Regions from separate parts of the Homo sapiens genome. Here all the other regions are linked to region 1. Evidence: chromatin loops called from intact Hi-C (ENCODE). Cell type or tissue: mammary epithelial cell. All regions are shown on one strand. Links, peaks and the distances in the headings refer to the core of each region. The heading gives the core; the rest is flanking DNA.

What was found. Hi-C counts contacts between places; a loop is a spot of excess contacts. Peaks named below come from ENCODE experiments on the same cell type or tissue, not always from the same donor. Only the 100,000 strongest peaks of a DNase experiment are listed, where the experiment ranks them.
Region 2: it touches region 1 in a loop (8-fold over the local background); 1 of 110 quality-filtered maps calls a loop at or near these places.
Region 3: a loop joins it to region 1, with 11 times the contacts of the local background. A loop is called at or near these places in 1 of 110 quality-filtered maps.
Region 4: it touches region 1 in a loop (6-fold over the local background); 1 of 110 quality-filtered maps calls a loop at or near these places.

Annotation. Positions count from the first base shown.
Region 1 is chr12:127,123,527-127,129,002 of GRCh38, forward strand. The region is part of intron 2 of LOC107984449; the gene reads left to right. Among named protein-coding and RNA genes, the nearest start is that of LINC02405, 66 kb to the left of the region's middle. RefSeq lists enhancers at 2,280-3,479, 2,345-2,414. In mammary epithelial cell, for the core only: no CTCF peak of the experiment used is centred there; a DNase peak (open chromatin) is centred at 2,615; H3K27ac peaks cover 2,611 bases.
Region 2 is chr12:127,228,648-127,234,123 of GRCh38, forward strand. No RefSeq gene overlaps it. Among named protein-coding and RNA genes, the nearest start is that of LINC02376, 53 kb to the right of the region's middle. In mammary epithelial cell, for the core only: no CTCF peak of the experiment used is centred there; a DNase peak (open chromatin) is centred at 2,384; H3K27ac peaks cover 2,670 bases.
Region 3 is chr12:127,353,125-127,358,600 of GRCh38, forward strand. No RefSeq gene overlaps it. Among named protein-coding and RNA genes, the nearest start is that of LINC02375, 16 kb to the left of the region's middle. In mammary epithelial cell, for the core only: a CTCF peak has its summit at 2,157 (motif pointing left); no DNase peak of the experiment used is centred there.
Region 4 is chr12:127,239,119-127,243,856 of GRCh38, forward strand. No RefSeq gene overlaps it. Among named protein-coding and RNA genes, the nearest start is that of LINC02376, 43 kb to the right of the region's middle. In mammary epithelial cell, for the core only: no CTCF peak of the experiment used is centred there; a DNase peak (open chromatin) is centred at 2,123; H3K27ac peaks cover 2,537 bases.

The DNA of each region.
Region 1 (5,476 bases), core at 645-4,644:
GTGGGGGATAGAGGGTGGGGGATAGAGGGAGGGGAATAGAGGGTGGGGGGTGGAGGGGGATAGAGGGTGGGGGATAGAGGGAGGGGGATAGATGGTGGGGGATAGAGGTAGGGGGATAGAGCATGGGGGATAAAGGGTGGGGGATAGAGGGAGGGGGATAGAGGGAGGAGGATAGAGGGTGGGGGATAGAGGGAGGGGGATAGAGGGTGGGGGGATAGAGGGAGGGGGATAGAGGGTGGGGGATAGAGGGAGGGGGATAGAGGGTGGGGGATAGAGGGAGGGGGATAGAGGGTGGGGGATAGAGCATGGAGGATAGAGGGTGGAGGATAGAGGGAGGGGGATAGAGGGTGGCAGATAGAGGGTGGGGGGATAGAGGGTGTGGGATAGAGCATGGGGGATAGAGGGTGGGGGATAGAGGGAGGGGATAGAGGGGGGGACAGAGGGAGGGGGATAGAGGGTGGGGGATAGAGGGAGGGGGATAGAGGTAGGGGGATAGAGCGTTGGGGATAGAGGGTAGGGGATAGAGGGAGGGGGATAGAGGGAGGGGGATAGAGGGTGGGGGATGGAGGGGGGATAGAGGGTGGGGGATAGAGGGTGGGGGATGGAGGGGGATAGAGGGAGGGGATAAAGGGTGGGGGATAGAGGGAGGGGATAGAGGGAGGGGGATAGAGGGTGGGGGATAGAGGTAGGGGGATAGAGCATGGGGGATAGAGGGTGGGGGATAGAGGGGGGGACAGAGGGTGGGGGATAGAGGGTGGGGGATAGAGGGTGGGGGATAGAGGGAGGGGGATAGAGGGTGGGGGATGGAGGGGGATAGAGGGAGGGGATAAAGGGTGGGGGATAGAGGGAGGGGATAGAGGGAGGGGGATAGAGGGTGGGGGATAGAGGGAGGGGGATAGAGGGAGGGGATAGAGGGAGGGGGATAGAGGGTGGGGGATAGAGGTAGGGGGATAGAGTGTGGGGGATAGAGGGTGGGGGATAGAGGGGGGGACAGAGGGTGGGGGATAGAGGGAAGGGGGATAGAGGGTGGGGGATAGAGGGTGGGGGATAGAGGGAGGGGGATAGAGGGTGGGGGATAGAGGGAGGGGATAGAGGGTGGGGGGATAGAGGGAGGGGGATAGAGGGTGGGGGATAGAGGGAGGGGGATAGAGGGTGGGGGATAGAGGGTGGGGGATAGAGGGAGGGGGATAGAGGGTGGGGGATAGAGGGAGGGGGATAGAGGGTGGGGGATAGAGCATGGAGGATAGAGGGTGGAGGATAGAGGGAGGGGGATAGAGGGTGGCAGATAGAGGGTGGGGGGATAGAGGGTGGGGGATAGAGGGTGGGGGATAGAAGGTGGGGGATAGAGGGAGGGGATAGAGGGGGGGACAGAGGGAGGGGGGATAGAGGGTGGGGGATAGAGGGAGGGGGATAGAGGGTGGGGGATGGAGGGGATAGAGGGTGGGGATAGAGGGTGGGGGATAGAGGGTGGGGGATAGAGGGAGGGGGATAGAGGTAGGGGGATAGAGCGTTGGGGATAGAGGGTAGGGGATAGAGGGAGGGGGATAGAGGGTGGGGGATGGAGGGGGGATAGAGGGTGGGGGATAAAGGGAGGGGGATAGAGGGAGGGGATAGAGGGAGGGGGATAGAGGGTGGGTGATAGAGGTAGGGGGATAGAGCGTGGGGGATAGAGGGTGGGGGATAGAGGGGGGGACAGAGGGTGGGGGATAGAGGGAGGGGGGATAGAGGGTGGGGGATAGAGGGTGGGGGATAGAGGGTGGGGGATAGAGGGAGGGGGATAGAGGGTGGGGGATAGAGGGAGGGGATAGAGGGAGGGGATAGAGGGAGGGGGATAGAGGGTGGGGGATAGAGGGTGGGGGATAGAGGGAGGGCAGCCTTGCCTCTGATTGCTAATGGGAGGCAGGCTGGGGTGGGCTCCAGTGCACAAGTCCTGGCTTGCATGGCTCAACTCCCTACAGTGCTGAGGGAGGCGATGCTGGACTTTCTTACCAGGACAGGTGAGGGTGGGGGCTTGAAAGGGGTCAGGGGCCAACCATTAAAAATGGAATCAGACTCTGTATCACAGCAGTGATGTAGAATATTAAACTCAGCTCTCAGGACACCAAAACCACTAGGGGGTTTCTACCCCACAGCAGCTGCCATATACAACACGGTCATGGAGACACACACAGACCATATGCAGGCAACAGCTTGCATTTTGAATATTACTCACCACTGTGAGTCCTGGGCTGCATCACTCCTCACTGGTGAGCCTGTCTCCTAGGCACTCTGGGGATGATCAAAGTACCTGTATTGTAGGACTGTCCTGAGAAGTAAATGAGAGATGCTTAACTTAGAGCCTGCTGTGTTGTAAATGCATAAACATGGAACTCAGTTAATCATCATTCACTCAACAGCATCGGTCTATCTTCCTGCCCACAGGGTTCTGCATCCAACCTCAGGCAAAGGTGCAAGTCATGGGGGTTTCCCAGTGAGTGGAATGGCCTGATGGGCGTGTCATCTCTACTCCTCCATGGCTGGGAAATGTGGATGAGTCATTTGCTTAGCAGGACTTTACTGAGCACTTTGTGTTTTTGTTTTGTTTTGTTTTTGTAATTGTGTGTGCTAGGCACTGTTCTAGGTGCCACAGACACAGCATGAAACAAGATAGGCAAGATTCCTGCCTTGGGCAGTGTACATCCCAGTGGGATGAGTCAGTGATGCCCATATTCACAAATGAATAAGCAAGGTGGCTTAAAACAATATCAGTTTGCTGTCTTATACTTTTAGAGGTCAGAGTCTAGAAATTAGTCTGTGTGGCTGAAATCAAGCTATCAGCAGGGCTGTGTTCCTGTTGGAGGCTCCAGGGGAGCATCTACTCCTGGCTCTGTGTTCCTGTCGGAGGCTCCAGGGGAGAGCGTACTCCTGGCTGTGTTTTCCAGTTTCCAGAGGCCACCTGCAGTCCTTTCCTTAGGTCCCTCTGCCAGCACTCCTGACACTCTAACCTCTGCTATTGTGGTCACCTCTCCTCTGACTCTGACCCTCAGTCCTTCTCCTTATTAGAAAACATGATTACACAGGACTCACACAGATAATCCTGGGTGATCTCCCAATTCAAGGCACTGAATCACATCTGCAAAGTCCCTTTTACAAAATAACATGTTCAACAGCTCCAGGGACTAGCCTATGGACATTTTTAGGAGCCCTACTACACTTGCATATTGCAAAACTTTGTATATTAAACCTATGAAAAATGAGTTCAAATCAAAATCACACATCCAAATGGCCTACAATCTCCAGGAAGATCAGATACATGGGTCAAAAGGAAGAGGCATAGCAATGGAAATTTATATTAATTTGCTCAAACTGACATAACAAAGCTCCACAGACTGGGTGGCTTAAACAGCATAAATGCATTTCCTCACAGTTCTGGAGGCTGGAAGTCTGAGATCAAGGTGTCTGTAGGGTGACTTTCTTCTGAGGCCTCTCTCCTTGGCTTGTAGGTGGCCGTCTTCTCCCTGTGTCCCCACATAGTCTACTCAGTGTCTGTATCCTAATCTCCTTTTTTTTTCTTTTTTCTTTTTCTTTTCTTTTCTTTTTTTGTTTTTTGTGATGGAGTCTCACTCTGTTGCTCGGTCTGATGTGCAGTGGTGCAATCTTGGCTCACTACAATCTCCGCCTCCCAGGTTCAAGTGATTCTCCTGCCTCAGCTTCCAGAGTTCACAGGCACCTGTCATCACATCCAGCTACTTTTTTTTTTTTTTTTTAGTAGAGATAGGGGTTTCACCACATTGGCCAGGCTGGTCTCAAACTCCTGACCTCAGGTGATCCGCTGGCCTCAGCCTCCCAAACTGCTAGGGTTACAGGTGTGAGCCACCGTGTCTGGCCTAATCTCCATTTCTTATAAAGGCACCAGTCAGATTGGATTAGGACCTGCCATAACAACCTCATTTTTATTAAATTACCACTTCTCTAAAGACCCTCTCTTCAAATACAGTTATATTCTGAGGTCCTGAAGGTGAGAAGTTGAACATACGTATTATGAGCACACACAATCCAGCTCATGACAGAACCCAGAGCAGCAGAGTGGGCTGCAGTGACAGGAGGAGGAACTGATCTGTCTAAGGGGGCGACAGCTCCAGCCAGTGGTCACCCCATAGAAATGTGGGCTTCTGAGACATAATAGTCTCCTGGATTTTCAACAGAAGTCCAATGAAAGTTTTCATTTTGTTTGTTTTTGTGTATGTTCTTGCTTACTGTTTAAATAAGCCATCCTGGGTTAGCAACCTGCATACCCAGACTCTCTCTTATCCCTCTGGACACGCTGTGGGAGAAGAGAGGGGGCTTCTTTTCTCCTGCTTTGTCTCCCCTCCCTTCCATCCAGGTTGGTGATGAGTTGTAGAGGGAGAAGATAGAAGATGCAAGAAAGAGGCTACCTGCCTAGGACTGGCATGAGATGGTGCAGGTGCTCTCTGGGCAGGGCACATGTTGAAAGCAGCTGTTTTTGCAAAACATCCCCATACAAAAAAAGGAGTAGAGGCCACCACCCTTGACTCGTCCAGCTCCTACACTGGACTTTGACTTCCATGAGGGCTGCATAGAGGCTGACTTTTGACTCTAACCCCTGGGATGGGCACAAGGCCAAGCCACAGACAGAAGTCAGTAGATACCTGTTAAATTTATGAATAAGTCAAAGAAATGCCTTGGAAAGAGAAAGATGTTCTATCAGGAAATAACCCCCTGAGAAATCTTGCAGGTCTGCACGTGCGCTGAGGCTGAGGGGCCTCTGGGACTTCAGTCAAGGCACCCAGATGAGTCGGTGGCACCCTCTGCCTGCTCTATCTTGATGACAATGAGAGGGATGATCTCAGTTTCCTCTCTGAGCAAGAGAAACACAGATTTTAAAGGATCCAGCAATCTGTGTTGAGAAACTACTTACAAATGACTTGTTTTCATTGGTCTGTATAGGAGTATCAAAAGCTCTTCAATTTCTTCAATAATTTCATCAGAATCCACTAATGAGATAGCTGAACCAAGATATGGGAATTGCAATCAACAAAATCAGGGAAAAGGAAAAGCTCTTTGATTTACTCACATTTGTTCCTTCCTTTTTCTGCAGTCTTATTTGAATGGGGACAGCTAGCTAATGACTATTCCAATTCTGCCAAAACCTGAGAACGATGCCAAAATTCAACTGACAAAATATTAACAAGATACAACTCTAAGGAAAGGTTGGCAATACAATTACATGCACAAAGAGTAAACAAATGCTAGCCTTTCTCTCTAATTGTCGCATGAGAAGACATTCCATGGTTTCAGGCACATAAGAGCTACTTCAGGAATCAAAGGCTCACTAAGGAAGAGCGGGGATTTGTGATGTAATAGGAAACATTTCCAAGCCTTCATTACAGAGCAAGGGAAAACTGAGATTCCTCAAGCATCATGAAACGAGATCTTCCCCGAGTCTAAGAGGAGCCCACTAGAGAGGCATTATAGG
Region 2 (5,476 bases), core at 799-4,798, 110 kb after region 1:
AGTTTCAGAAACACGGAATGGATAGTTACTCCTTGACATATTGGGGCAGAGGTTCCAAGCTCAAAGAGCAGGCAGGTAACAGAAATGATGAGGCTGGCCAGGGGAAGGGATAACCTGGCGACCTCTGACTCACCTTAAGTCAGTACCTACACTTGGCTCCACTCAACACTTTCCAGGTGGGCACCTGGGCCCCATTGTACCCGTGCTTTCAGAAGTGTGTCAGTTTTCCATTCCTGCCTGAGAAATTACCATATATGTCATTGGTTAAAATGCTCATTTCATTATCTCACAGTTTCACCAGGTCAACAGCTTTGCCAGGCTGGGTTCTCCCTCTAGGGTCTTGCAAGGCAGAAATCAAGGTATTGGCAAGGTGGCATTCCTCACTGAAGGCCTTGGGGAAGAATCTTCTTCCCAGCTTATTCAGGATGTTGGCAAAATTAATGTCCTTCTCATGTTTTCCACGTGACCTCTGCGTCTTCAAGCCAGCAAGGACACATTTAATCCTTCTCATGCTTCAAATCTCTCTGATTTCCTCATCCTCTCTCAGCCAAGAGAAAGCTCTGCTTTTAAGGGCTTTTGTGATGACATTGAGCCCACCTGGATAAGCCAGAGTTATCTCCCTATTCCATGGTCACCTAATTAGTAATCTTAATTATATCTGCAAAGTCATTCTTGCCATATAAGGTGACATCTTCAAAGGTGAGATGTGGAGGGAAAAGGTCAGAGAGAATAAAATTCTGCCAACCATAAGAAGATACTGGACATTTACACTTCATGTAAAATTTCTGAATTTTTAATTATTGGCTAATAATTCAAAAAAATTTTTTTTACCAGTTTTTTATCTAGAGGGTCTACTTGTTGCATCTAGACATACTTCGCAGTACAACCTCTGCTTCAAAATACATTGACACCAGTTGAATCCTAAATAAAAATGCCAATTTGGGTACTGAAATCACATGTCAGTGCTTGGGCTTAGGGGTTGGTATTATCTCAGGAGCATAACACAGTAAAGATCTCAGCATTTCACTGTCCAGGGCAGCACAGTGGGGGCTGCAGCTGCTGCTCCATAGAGTCATTCAGGGCCCCAGGCTCTTTTTTTTATATATACATATATATGTGTATATGTATATATACAAGTGGAGCATCCGCCCCTCTTGTTATCTTTACTTTAACCTCTGCTCCTAGACCAGGGTCTGGGAATGGTAGGCATTCAATAATCAATTAATTATCTTAGCTGATGAATAATCAGTGATTAATGAATATGCCTCATAAATTCTCTTATATTTATTGTCAAACTCTGCTTTTTTCCTTAAAGTTGCCAACCAGTCTGATTTTTCAAGAGAAGCCAAGTATCAAAGTTTTTAAAAATAAAATCCCACAATGTTAAAATAGAAGTGGCAAAATAAATTTTTATATTTACATGTGTGCAATTTCTTTATATTTGCAATTCCTTGGGATTTCTTGTTTGTGATTTGATGCTTTTTTGTTTTATTCCAAAGCAATGTGGCTATAATATTTAATATAATTCTCATTGCAGGAAACAAGAGTCATTCATTCACAAGATTCACTTAATATCTGTAGGAAGGGAGTTATTAGTGAACATCAAAGAGAATTGTCAGAAGTGAGGAAGGGGTTCTAATCTGAGCTTTTAAGGACAATTCTGAAAAGGATTCTGTGTCATCCAGGGAAGAGACTCTCATAGGCTCTGCCATACCTGAGAAGCTTCCCCAGCTAGTCTCAGAAGGGTTGCCATGTTTCTACCACTCACATCAAAAAAAAAAAAAAAATGAGCAAGGAGATGATGGCCATCAATTTTCTCATGTATTCAGCTTCCATATTAAAAACTCTCACACTTGCCACTCAAAATTATATGCTAATCTGTGAAGAAAAAGTAGACACAGCAGGCCCAAGACTGCTATTGAAACTGCCATTGCAAAATTATAACTGAAACAGTGAAAGAAATCAGACCTGACCAAGTCCATCTTACTTCTAGCCTCCAAGCTGTCCTTGTTCATTCCTAAGCATAGGCTGAACTAACTCTGGGAGGAACTTTGTTTATAGTTTATAGTATAAACCGAAGACAATAACGGCCCTTTCCCAAAACAAACCCCCTTCTTACCTGGGGACTAGACTGCCTTTTTAGGACTCACACATTAGCCAAAAGATGAGAAGTTACGGTTTAGGAGTCATGCAGCTAGAGGCCACAAGATTCTGACCCTACCCGAATTGCTCCTGGGGATAACATCACTATTGTGAAACCTAAGACCAGTGCTTGAGGTATTTTGCAGACCCTATACGTGATGGATCAGCTGGCACCACTCAAGTCAATAAACTGGCTCATCTGATATTGTGGCTCCCACCCAGGAACTGACTCAGCACAAGAGGACAGCTTCAACTCCGTATGATTTCATCTCTGACCAAACCAATTGGCATTCTTGACTCACTGACTTCCTCTCGCCCACGAAGTTATCCTTAAAAACTCTGATCCACGAATGCTCAGGGAGACTGATTTGAGTAATAATAAAGCTCCAGCCTCCCACATAGCCAGGTCTGTGTGAATTACCCTTTCTCTACTGGAATTCCCCTGTTTTGATAAATCAGCTCTGTCTAGGTAGCGGGCAAAGTGGACCCTTTGGGCAGTTACACTATCCTTAGAGATGGCGGCTCGAGATGCTTCTCCATTGGCTGGCATCTGGTAACCTGGATTTTGGGTAGGTACTCACATTCTCAAAACTGATACAAGGGGCTTACCTTGCCTAAACAACATGGTCCTCGTGATAGAGACACTAGACAGGGAAATTCTGGGCAGAAAAGGGCAGGTCTCTGGCAAGGGCCCCACTCTCAAGCCTGGAACTGTGGGCCAAAATGAGAAGATGCATTCCTATTTTTAGTGAAGTAAGTGAAGTGAGTAAGTGAAGTTTGCCTCTGCCGTCACCGAAGTGGCCAACTAGCTCCAGCGCCCACACTCCAGTTCCTGTCCATGAAGGGGACAGGGAAAATGTTCTGCTTCACTTGCTGAATTCCTGCTTTCCTTCCAGGAGTCTGGAATTTTGCTGCGCGCCGGGCAGAGGGTTCCTATGTAACTGGCTTCCATGTGCTTGAATGTTGCCTTTTCCAAAACCACCCATGGCCTGCCCCACCCCATATCCTGTGCCATAAAAACCCCAGGTTCCACCTGCAGAGAGTGGAGGAGAAGAGGATAAGCAGCTGGACGTTGGAGACTACAATTTGATGATGGAGAGAAGCAGCTTGACTTCAGAGGGATTGCCTGACGGCATTGCTTCTGAACGGAGTCTGGGGGAGGAACACCTTCCCACTCCATCCCCTTTCCAGCTCTCCTTCCTGAGAGCCACTTTCATCAACAATAAATCCTCCCCATTCACCACCCTTCAGTTCATTCATGCGACCTGATTTTTCCTGGACACTGAATAAGAGCTTGGCTGCCACGGATGTGAATGCTAAAGGCTGTCACAGTGACTCTCTGGCCTTGCTGGTGGAGAGCAACCACTTCATGTGAAAAGGCAGAGGGCCCACTGAACTGTTTAACACTTAAGCCATCCATGGACAGCAAGGCCAAAAGAGAGCACTGTAACACACGCCCTCCAGGGCTTCGAGGGTGGTGGGTATCCCCCTAGATACTGCCGCAGGCCCTGCATGGAGTTTTGTTCCTGCTGGTGCCCAAAGGCACTCACCCCACCTCCTGCGCCCACTCACCTGCATGCTGCCTCTCATAAGGGGTTGAAGCAATGGGTTTGAGTAAGTGAAGTTTGTCCCTGCTGTCACCGAAGTGACCAGCTAGCTCCAGCACCCACACTCCAGTTCCCGTCCATGAAGGAGTCAGGAAAAATGTCTGCTTCACTTGCTGAATTGCTGCTTTCCTTCTAGGAGTCTGGAATTTTGCTGCATGCCGGGCAGAGGGGTCCTATGTAACTGGCTTCCAATACAAGCCCTGGGCATTGAATTTCCAATGGAACTAGCGTAGATAATATTTCAAGTGTGTAGTCATGATTTGAGGCTGGGGGAACGAAGAGTGTCTTGAGTGTCTTGTAGTCACAATTTGAGGCTGGAGGAATTAAAAGTGTTTACTACAAAGAGAGAAGACTCTTCAAAATTTTAGCCTGGTTTTCTCTGGACTTCACCACATGGGCCGTTTCCTCTTGCTGATTTTGCTTGTATCCATAATAAATCATAGCTGGAGGTAAAACTTATATGCTGAGTCCTGTGATGCCTCCTAGAAAATCACCAAACCTAAGAGTAGACCTCCAATGCAATATCCTTATTGCGGGAAGCCTGGGAGATGTAGGTTATTTGTTTGTTTTTCTATTCCGTATTGCAGAGTTGGGTTTAAATATGGAGTACTATCAATACATATAGTGAATGTGTGGCTCACATTGATATAGGTCATAAAATCTGATTCCCTTTTGTTCCGGGTATTCATTTAGACTGCATTTTCCATCCTCCAATGTAGTACGGTGGGCCTTGTGACTGGGGTCTGATGAATGAAGTTGGGGTGAGGAGTCATGCCTATTACTCCCAGGTTTGGACCATAATATCCTCCCATGTGATCAATCTGTGCTCCAGCTGTGCTCTTACCCATGCACTGGCCAGATGTGTAAGTTCTAGCTGAGGTCTGCCAGGATACAGGATGGTGGAGCCATGTGATGGAAGGAGCTTGGGCCTCTGAGTGACTATGCAGAGCAGAGTGATGGTTGCATCTCCCTTTCTAACCCACAGCAAATTAGATGCTATCTTAACCTTTTGGATTAAGCCCCTGGGATCTGAGGATTTGTCTATTCCTGTATTTCACGTTTTCCTAACTAATTCAGAAAAGTCCTGGGTAATAGATAGATACTCCCTAAGTGAACAATACAAACTCCATTTCATTAAAACTTCATTCCCTGAAGAAACAGGAAAACTCCATAAGCCTTAAAAAAACAATTTCCATCACTTCTAAATTCAGTCTATTATACTTCAAAACAATGTACAGTGTGCGGTCTTTATAATGACACTGTGACATTTGTGGTGATGTTAATATTTCTGAATTGGGATTCACTAAAAAACAAACAAACAAAAAAATAGGTTCCAGAATGTAATTGGTTAAATAGTAAACAATGTTTCTAACCAAATTTTCTTCAAAAGCATTGTAAAAATCTATAAAGTACACCAAACTTCATTTATTACTTGCTTTATTACATATTGAAATGTTTGCATATTTAAAACCTTACATGTCAGATTAAATAGTTTATTCTTTGTGGATCATTTGTTTTATTGTGTGTTAAGGTAAGAAAAGGCAAAAAAATCTGACATTCAATCTAAAATGCTACTTGATACAAATATGTAAGAGTCTCAAATACAATGCTTCAAGGAATATAACCTGTAGATCTGTGTTTCTCTCCTCTACAGCTGCCAAAGAAGGCTGTTGTAATATAATCATAATTGGCTCTTTCCTGTGAATGAAATTTCTAATTGAATTATG
Region 3 (5,476 bases), core at 654-4,653, 230 kb after region 1:
GAAGAGGTCTTAGTCCTGGTAAAATATATAGGGACCCACTTATGTTAAATGGTTCCTGTTCACCCACCATGTCTCTGCAGCAGTAGGCAGCCCTGGCCTGTACTTGAGAAGTTAGTAGTACTCTCTAAACTGAGCTCCATCTTGGCAGGTAACCCACAAGCTTCCTAAGGACCTTTGCATGAGAGGGGCACTAGGTAGCTTTGGCTTTTCACATCCTGTGCCCTAATGACACAGAGATAGTCCCAAGCTTCTCAGGACCCTCTTGCCTTGCAGCCAGCAATTGCATATTCCAAACTGCCCTGGGTAAGCACCATCATCCACTGTTCTACAGTGCTATTTAGGACCCAGAACGAGTGGCCTCATCCACAACTGGGGAGGGCCTGCACGGGTCTTTCATGTGCATCATCTGACACTGTTGATGAGGGCATCATTCTCTAATCCAGCTATCCCCTGCTCCCTGTGCTTAGGGAAATGAATTTCAAAGCCAGGACTGCTGGTGGCTTCCTCATAAATGGGCAGTTCCAGGCTCTGGGCCATTCTTGGTCCTGAGAAGCCACAACAGTGACCAACCTATATTCTTTGGTTCCAGACCTTAATGAACTGTCAGGATTTAGAAAGCCCACATATTCACGGAAGAGCAGATATCATTTTCTGGGTGGTTAAGTGGGCCCGCCAGAGTATCCTTGTTTTCACTAAACTACTACTAACGTCAAAAGAGCCTGAATCTTTTATCAAGCTGTCAGTCCTCACTCTTTCCTTTCCCTGCCTTGCCCCACATCAGAACCCACAAGCAAAAAAGTCTGTGCACTGCTTCTCGTGGTGCTGGCATGAAGTTTGAACCACGTATGTCCTGGCAACACAAGGAAGCCCCATCCTAACCAGCATATAACCCAAGCTGGCCATCTATTTCTGTGCTCCCAAAACATTTATGCAGCTGCTTGTAAGCCTGCCCTGATCTCCTCTGAAAACTTTGTTATGTAGTAAATCTTGTTATTCCTTCCTGCTTTGTGTGTGTTGGTGGAGGTGGAGGGAAGTGGGGGTGCAACCAGCGCCATTGCCTTAATTTTAGGAAAGTGATGGGTTTCTCACTTCCACTGTTGGGTCAAAAGGCTACTATATGTCTGCTAAAAAGGGATACTGGAAAATGTTAGAATTATTAAATACACAGTACAATCCAAAGGAGTGTCTGTTCTTTACCAATCATAAAGGTTGAAAGACAATTAAAGTTTTCTCTCTACATGCTTCAGTTTTATTTAACACTGGGCTTGTTCACTGTGTGAACTCGTAGTACCTTCTGGGATGATTCTTCTCAACCTGGGGACACCCTCAGCCTTCACGGCTTTCCTTGTAAGACTCCACCGGACCTGAACTATCCAACCTCTGATGCAGTGTTCCTCTCAATGTTCAGAGCTTCCCCGGAGCCCCAGCAGACCTGCCCATACACCCACTCTCTGCTCTCATAACACCCGAGACTGGCCTGGTAGTGACCGCACTACCACAGTAGACAGAATTGCACTCACATCGTCAAGTGTGTTCTTGGTTGCTTCGTGTCAGCCTTCTGTTGGATCATAGGGACGGGGCTCTTTGTTCCTTTTGCTCTCCATTCCATCCTGCAGCCCAGCCTTGGGACTGGCGTCTACTAGATGCTCATTTAACATTCATTAAATGTTGTTGAATGAATGACTGTTCTGGGCCACTGCAGGAAATAGTACATTCCCTAAAGGGTATTCAGTGCAGAAAAGCTGCACTCTTTAGGGACTTGGGAGCTTTGGCTCTTTAGGGACTCGGAAGCTTTGGCTTTTCAGATCCTGTGCCCCAATGACATAGAGATAGTCCCTAAAGAGCCTATGCAAATTAGAAAATAGTGCCTTTTCCATCCCTGACAAAATTGTCCTTATATATCAATTTGGGTAGAACAAGACACTTTCTTGCCATCTTTTGTACAGCTGTCCTACTAAATTCATACATCTACAATGTCTAGGATGTGAATTACATTGCCTTAAACATGTCCATGGGCAGTGCACAACCTGCACAACCTTACTCAGCAGTCCTGAGTGTGTTCAGACATGCTTAGGCTGGGCGGACACTCAATTGGGACAGAACCTGATCCTACTGCAGCCAAGCTGGATGGCCCTGTGCCCCTCCACTGACCTCTACTGGAGGAATGTGCTCATGATTCCCCAGGCCATCCCTATGTGGCTTTATCTACTGAGACATTTTACATTCTAAAACTGTAAAATGGATTTCAAGTAAAATCACACCAAGTAGCTACTAGCTAGAAGTTCATCCACATCGTGAGGTTAACCCATCATCCAAAAAGCAGATGCCACAAATCTTTTAGGGAAATACAACAGTGACATTCTGGGAAAAGTGAGCTGAGCAAAGGGAGGAAGCCCCTTCTGGTGAGGGAAGGCATGGGGGGGATCCAGGGAGTATGATGAGGTGGCTTTTGCAAGGCGACTTTTGGTTTTCCTAGGATGGGATTGCATCATACAATGACTCTCTGGGGTCAGAACTGTGCTTTGTCTAGATCACGGCTCCAAACTATGCTGCCCCCATGACGTGATTAGACACGGAGCGAGGCTAAGGCAGCTCCACCCCTGCCCTCCCCAAAGCTCAGACCATAGGGCACCCCGCTCTTCATCTCTCCTGAGAAAATGTGCAGTCATTCACGGTGACCCGTGAGCCTCTAGGGATCCAATACTCTGCATTAGTCCAGGAGAAAAACACAAGCAGGTGACTTTCTTCATCTGCATTTTCACCAGGAGTTTAGAGTCAGTTACAGGCAATAAGGTGCCATTATCTAATATAGTGGTCATTATTTTTTTTTCTCATTTTTACCTGAGGAGAAAATTACACAGGTTATTTTATGAGGTGAAGTTTTAAATGATCTTTGGTATTAATATATAATACAAAGTGACAGCCTCTATTACTGCAAGGAACTGAAGAGAAAATTGGAAGTTTACTTCTTACAGAGGAACCTGGAGGCCCATAGAAAGGCAAAGGAACCATTTGTCGTTCTTGACAGAAATAGCTTTTCTCTCATTTGAAGACACAGACTTTACAGTCACAAACTGAACTGTGGCCATTCATTTAAAAAGTCTTATATAGACACGCAGGTTTGAATATGATTTTCAAAATCCAAATTTTTCCTGAAAAAAAAATGCTTCCACAATGCAACATCCAACATTATTTCCACATTTTTACACATAGGATACTTTTGAATTTCATAAATGACCCCATTTTTAAATTTTAAGTAATGCAGTTCATTGAATAATTGTCAGTACTGTAGGTCAGGAGTTTAAAAGGAACCAATAGTGCCTATTCTATTTAGTAAATATCTTGACAAGCCATAGAATCTCTGTTGCAAATACTAAATTCTGTTGTAGCTGAAAGCAGCCATAGGCAATACATAAAAAAAGAGACATGGCTGTGGTCCACGTATTAGTCCGTTTTCACACTGCTATAAAGAATATTACCTGAGACAGAGTCATGATAAAGGAAAGAGGTTTAATAGACTCACAGTTCTGGCCGGGCACAGTGGCTCACGCCTGTAATCCCAGCACTTTGGGAGGCGAGGCCGGCGGATCACAAGGTCAGGAAATCGAGACCATCCTGGCTAACACGGTGAAACCCGTCTCTACTAAAAATACAAAAAATTAGCTTGGCGTGGCGGCTTGCGCCTGTAGTCCCAGCTACTCGGGAGGCTGAGGCAGGAGAATGGTGTGAACCTGGGGGGTGGAGCTTGCAGTGAGCCGAGATCACGCCACTGCACTCCAGCCTGGGCGACAGAGCAAGACTCCGTCTCAAAAAAAAAAAAAACAAAAAAAACCACTCACAGTTCTACCTGACTGCGGAGGCCTCAGGAAGCTTACAATCAAGGCAGACGGCAAAGAGGAAGCAGGCACCTTCTTCACAAGGCTGCAAGAGGAGAGGAGTGAGTGAAGGAGGAACTGTCAAACACTTACAAAACCATCAGATCTCATGAGAACTCACTCACTCTCATGAGAACAGCATGGGGGAAGCCACCCCCATGATCCAGTCACCTCCCTCCCTCAACACGTGGGGATTACAATTTGAGATGAGATTTCAGCGGGAATGCAGAGCCACACCATATCAGTCCAATAAAACTTTATTTACAGAAACATTGTGGACCAGACTTGGTCCATGGGCTTTAGTTTTCTGGCCTCTGCCAAAGATGAATGTTCCTCCAACCCTCCCAGAATCAATTCTCCTGTAAAATTTCTGGTCTCCATTGATTGCAGCTCTATATTTTCTGTTTGTAAAAGAAAAAAGAATCTTGATTTCTCATTTTTTTTACACCTAAGATGATATCCATCAACAAATCTCATCTCTACCTTCATGAATTAAGAATCTGAACACTTCTCACCACCTCTACCTCCAGAGCTTCCTCCCTGACTCAAGCCCTTGTCATCTTTGCCTCAATCACTGCAGTGCACTCCCTAGTATCCCTAGCTTTTGCCCTTATTACTTGTCGGCCTTTGCTTGACAGCAAAGTAATCCTGTTAAAACGTCTATCAGCCTCTTCTTCTCAACCCATGTCACACACACAGTCAAAGCGTTTATAGAAGTGGAGTCTATAATGTTCAACACAGTCTCTCCCTGTCTCTCCTACTCTCAGACTTATCTCCTCCTTCTCCCCTTGGTCTCACTGTTCTCCCTGGTGTTCCTTTAACACACCAGACACGTTCCTGCCTCAGGACCTTGGCACATGTCACACTGTCTACTGAACTGCTCTTTCTCCAGGTGTTGGCAGGATTTCTTTAACCATTTCCTTACATTTTTAGTTGACTTTCTCAGGGCAACTTCCCTGAAAAATGAATCTTTACATATCAAAATATTATTTTGTGTTTCTCTGCTTTATTTTACTCCTTAGCAACTTGTCTAACAGTCTATATATTTATAGATTGGGTCTACTTTCTTTCTATACAGAGCCAGGGATTTCTGTTAATTTTTTTCTTTTCTATATCCCCAGTTCCTAGAATAGATGAGGTGCCCCATTGATAGGTGTTGAATGAATGAACAAATGAGTGAACAATATTGTTAACTATGCAGACTGGATACTGAAGCTCCAGGTAATTCTTTTTTTTTTTTTTTTTTTTCAGATGGAGTTTCGTTCTTGTTGCCCAGGCTGGAGTGCAATGGCATGATGTCAGCTCACCGCAACCTCCACCTCCCAGATTCAAGCGACTCTCCTGCCTCAGCCCCCCTAGTAGCTGAGATTACAGGCATGCGCCACCACGCCAGGCTAATTTTTTGTATTTTTAGTACAGACCGGGTTTCTCCATGTTGGTCAGGCTGGTCTCGAATTCCCGACCTCAGGTGATCCACTCGCCTCGGCGTCCCAAACTGCTGGGATTACAGACATGAGCTACCACGCAGGTGATTTTTATACATATGGCTAAGCACACTCAGATCTTCAGAACTAAAGCCAATGAACATTAAAATGGAATAC
Region 4 (4,738 bases), core at 1-4,000, 110 kb after region 1:
GCTGACATTTTTCCAGGGACTGTCTTTCATCTAGTAAGTTGATTGCTGGAGTATAAAGCTAACTAAATGTGTCTAGATGGTCCTTCCACTCAGAAAGCCACACGTGCGCCTCCTGCCTCCTGTCTCCTGCCAGTTGTTGTATAGAAAGGTGGTCTATGTGTGGCTCTTGGTTAGATGGGGTCAACGTGAGTGTTCAGTGGTGCCAGCACCAGTAGCCATGTCTTAGCCACATCATCCTGGTGAAGTTTATGGTTGTATTGCTAAACTACGCAGGCCCTCTTGGCTCCTGCTAATTCTCTGAGCCATAGTTTACTTTGCTTTTCTGTAAATTCCAAGAGTCGATTCCATTTTGTGCTTATTTTATCTTATGCCAGTTTCTGTTAGATCAAAAATCAAAGAAGCAAACAACAATGACAAACGAGACAACCTCTGGATGAGACATGGACAGGGAGCCTCATTTTTCCTAAATCTGCTTTCACTGACAGAGCGCTCATTAGCTCCCAGGGCAGTCTGGTCCAGTTTTGGAAAGCTTTTGTGATATTGTTATTTTAATCTTAATTTCTAGAAACCCACAAAATAAGTATTGTTTACTTTTCAAGTATTAGCTCCAAGTTTCCTGAATAGTTTGAAATTACATAAATTTGAGCATGTATCTCTGGAAGAAGAGAAAGGAGGGTTGGATAAATAAATAGGCAAAAATTCTACCACCATTCTACTCAACCAACACCCCTCAGTGAGCATGAAGTCAGTGAAGGCTCCTCCAATGCTCAGAGATTTTTTTATTTTATTTTATTTTTGCTACCACTTGGCCCTCAATGCCAGTACTCCTCTGCGTTTAGAGCTCGGCTACAGAAACGGTGATTCACCACAACACTGGATCGGAAGAGGGTTGGGCTGGGCTTTGTCGGAGATTACAGAGGTTTCCAAAGAAGTTTTTGATTACTTCCAATTTTTGCCTTCAATGCTGACAGGTTTTACCCTCGCCCCACTAGGATTCCTTGATTCTAATGAGGGTCCCCTCCCCAGCTCTCCCTCTCCATTTGTCCCAGGCACTTCATGATCAATATCCCTCACACTCGGGTGAGTGGATGCACCACGAGCAATCATTTCAGATGCTCAGGGTCAGCCATCGCTAATATCTCCCCTCAGAGCTACCCATTGCTTCCTCTAAACTAGCTTAATATTGTGTTTTTAAAAAATGGAATTACAGGTGATGATACTGTTGGGTTTTGGTGGATTATTTGTTGAGTGTGTGTTTGTGTGTGTGTGTGTCGTCAGCTGTGCTCACTGATAAGAAAAAAAGAGGCCACCTGGCCATTTGTTTGGCAAAACTCCTAAAAATCCTATTTAGAGCCAATCCTTGAGCTGAGTCCAGGAACATCAGGATACTCCTCCGATTACTGCTATTGACACCCACCATTTAATTGGCAGTGATGATGGGCACAGTCTATGCTAAGCACGCTTACTTTACCTCATTTATTCCCTAAGTCACATCCATGAGATAGTGCTATAACTGTTCCATGTCATAAATCAGAAGCTAGGCTTTGAGGGGTTGGATAACTATGCCTAAGTTACACAGCTGTAAGTTTTCAAGAGTCAAAAATTAACCCGCTTCTTCATAATCCTGGAGGCCTCTCTTAGCCAAGAGTTCAAACTCAAATGCACACAGGGGCCAGGTGGTGACAGGTGGGAATTAGAGGAGGAAGACAGTGTCAGAGGCCAGCCTGAGGTCTGAAGCCCCTTCTCAGCTCCTGCTAATGAATTCTATGGCCATGAGATCCCTGTGGCCAGATCGTCCTATTCTTCAAGAAAGTCCAGAAATTTAGGTTTTACTCTGGTACCTTTTAAAGTTTAAATGTTGGTACCACAATTTGCCACAGAAAAGAGAATGAAGACAAAAGAAAGGAAAATAAAATAAAATGAAGATAATAGAAAAGAAAATTATGTAAAGAAAATTCAGCATACTTAGAGTTGCATTTGGCCATCAGCTCCAATCTGCCAGGCCTGGGTTACAGCCCTTGCCTGAGGCCAGGGAGGGACCAGGTATCCTTTATTTGTCAAGGTGTCCACTGTACATTGCACAGAGCCTGCCACGTGGGAGGTGCTCATTAACACATGTGGAATGCATGAGTGCAAGAAAGATGGTGAATATGACAATGAGTAATTGCAGGGTAGAAATTCAAGCACGTTCATCAGCAGCTATCCTGGGAATTCCACGGCACATTCTGTTCTCTAAGCACAGCTATTCTAACTATAGATGGCCAAGATTGATCGTTCTCTCAAGGGCATGGCAGAATCGTTTGCATTGGGTCTTTTTACGTTAATTTAAATTTCTTTCACATTTTGCCTATTGTGCTAATGCGCATTTACAAAGAAAGCAATAAACAGATGTCTCTCAGCACCAAAGAGCTTTAATCTTTCACACAACTTTAATTTTATTTTCCTGTTTAATACTCTTCAGTAAATATTGTGAAATACAGACTTCAGTCCAAATAATCCAATTTTACTGGAAACTCTGAAGAGTTGATACTGAGGACACACCAGCTTGACCAAGCTAAACGAGTCACACAGCCACTATTTAAAATGTGTTCTGTGGCCATATGATTGTCCAAAAACACATCCAAAGAAAATGTATTCAAAAGAGACTTTTATTGAGTTCATCCAAGCATAAAAGAGCAGTAAGAGCAAGAAAGGCTCAGCATTGACCTTGGCATGACCTTGTGGCCACCATGTTGGTGTCTCAATGCCAGTGCTCAGGGAACATTGGGGATATCCCTGCTGCCCCTCTGGATGAGATAATACATTCAGGATCATTGGTCCATAGATGATGGGGTCCCCTGCTGAAATTCCTACAGGGGCCAGGAAGGAATATGAATGAGTAAGAATGCTGGGGAATTTTCTTCAGGATACATTTTTTGGAATATTGAGCACATAGCCATCTCTTTCGCTTTCATAACAATAAAGTCTGAGGTCTCCCACCTTTCTGGAAGCAACTGGTTCTCTTCATCTTGTTTTTGTTTATTCCTTTTTGATAAATACATGAAACAGGAAATACTTCACTTTTTTCTTAACTCTATTACTAGAAGAAGTAAATAAAATGGCAGAGTCATGATAGTGAATGCAATCCACACCAACATAGTATTAGACGGTAAACAATGGTGTGAAATGTCCTTCCAAAGTCAGCAGCCACAGGATTAGACAGTAAGGGATGACATGGATTGTCCTTCTAAAGTCAGCAGCCTCTCTTTGTGTTCCACAGATTTTTACCAGACAGAAACAAGTGTCAGTGGGATCAGAACTTCTACAATTTCCAGAGAAAACTAAAATCTGGACTTTTACATAAAATATTATGAATTTTAAATGTTGTCAATAATTCCCTTTCTAAAAACACTTCCTGACAGAACAGGACCACTCACACAAAACACATGGGACCTTTGTAGTAATTTTCTTTCTGAGCATGGCTAACTTACTTGATACGCATATCTCAAGAAAGCGTATTTTATTCTAATGCTTGCTCACTCATTCATCCATGTATTCCTTCCAAAAATATTTACTGACCAGACCTCTGCAACATACACCCTGCCAAGAAGAACAAGAATGGGGTTCACATCAGTGCCCTCAAAAGCTCATATTTTGATTAGGGACAAATTAATGAAGCAGGTGCCCATTGTATGGGGCAGGGACTGCTGATAGGGTGAGCACAGGGATGAGCAAGTGATGGATGGGGAAGCTACCACCCCACTTGGAGAACCAGTGTTGGCCTTCATGGGCAGGCCAAGCCAGTAGGACCATCTGAACTTCCTGGAAATTTAAATTTTTGATACACTGAAACTGGAAGAATGAAGGTTATCTTCTATTCTAGCTATTTTAACACAGAAAAGGAAAGAGAAGAAGAAGTCATAGTAGCAGCAGAAAGCTATAAAAGAGGAATCTTATCTCACTTGTATTGGAGGTGGTTTATGCGAAGCTGGGGGAGAATAGAAAGAAAAATGCACAGGAGCTCACACCTGTAATCCCAGCGCTTTGAGAGGCCGAGACGGGCAGATCACCTGAGGTCAGGAGTTCAAGACCAGCCGGACCAACATGGAGAAACCCCATCTCTACTAAAATACAAAAAATAAATAAATAAATAAATTAGCCAGGCATGGTGGCAGGCGCCTATAATCTCAGCTCCTCGGGAGGCTGAGGCAGGAGAATTGCTTGAACCCAGGGGGCAGAGGTTGCAGTGAGCTGAGATCAAGTCACTGCCCGCCAGCCTGGGCAAAACAGCACAGGGCAAGACTGCCTGTCAGAATAAAAAAAGAAAAGGTAAGATGTATCATAAGCTGGACTACTGGGCAGTCACTGCACAAGTCGTATGTTACTTTCTTAGCAATCAAAAACAGGCTAAAAGAATTCTCAGCTGTTAAAAGACAAGATATAGGTGTTCCTTCACTCACTCACTCATCAGCAAATATTGATAGGACAGACTCTAGGTGCTCATTTTTGTTCTAGGTAAAGTGATGGATGGACTAAAACAGCAACAACAAGATACTTCCTTCATGAAATGATGAAATCTACAGTCTAGTCAGGAGACTTGGGAGATAAAAGCACTGAAAATAAACAGATATGGAAGTTTCAAATAAAGACTAAAGAAGCAGGTGATGCATGGACACAGGGAGGGGAACAACACACACTGGGACCTGAAGGGGTGGGGTGGGGTGAGGTGAGGGGGAGGATTAGGAAAAATAGCTAATTC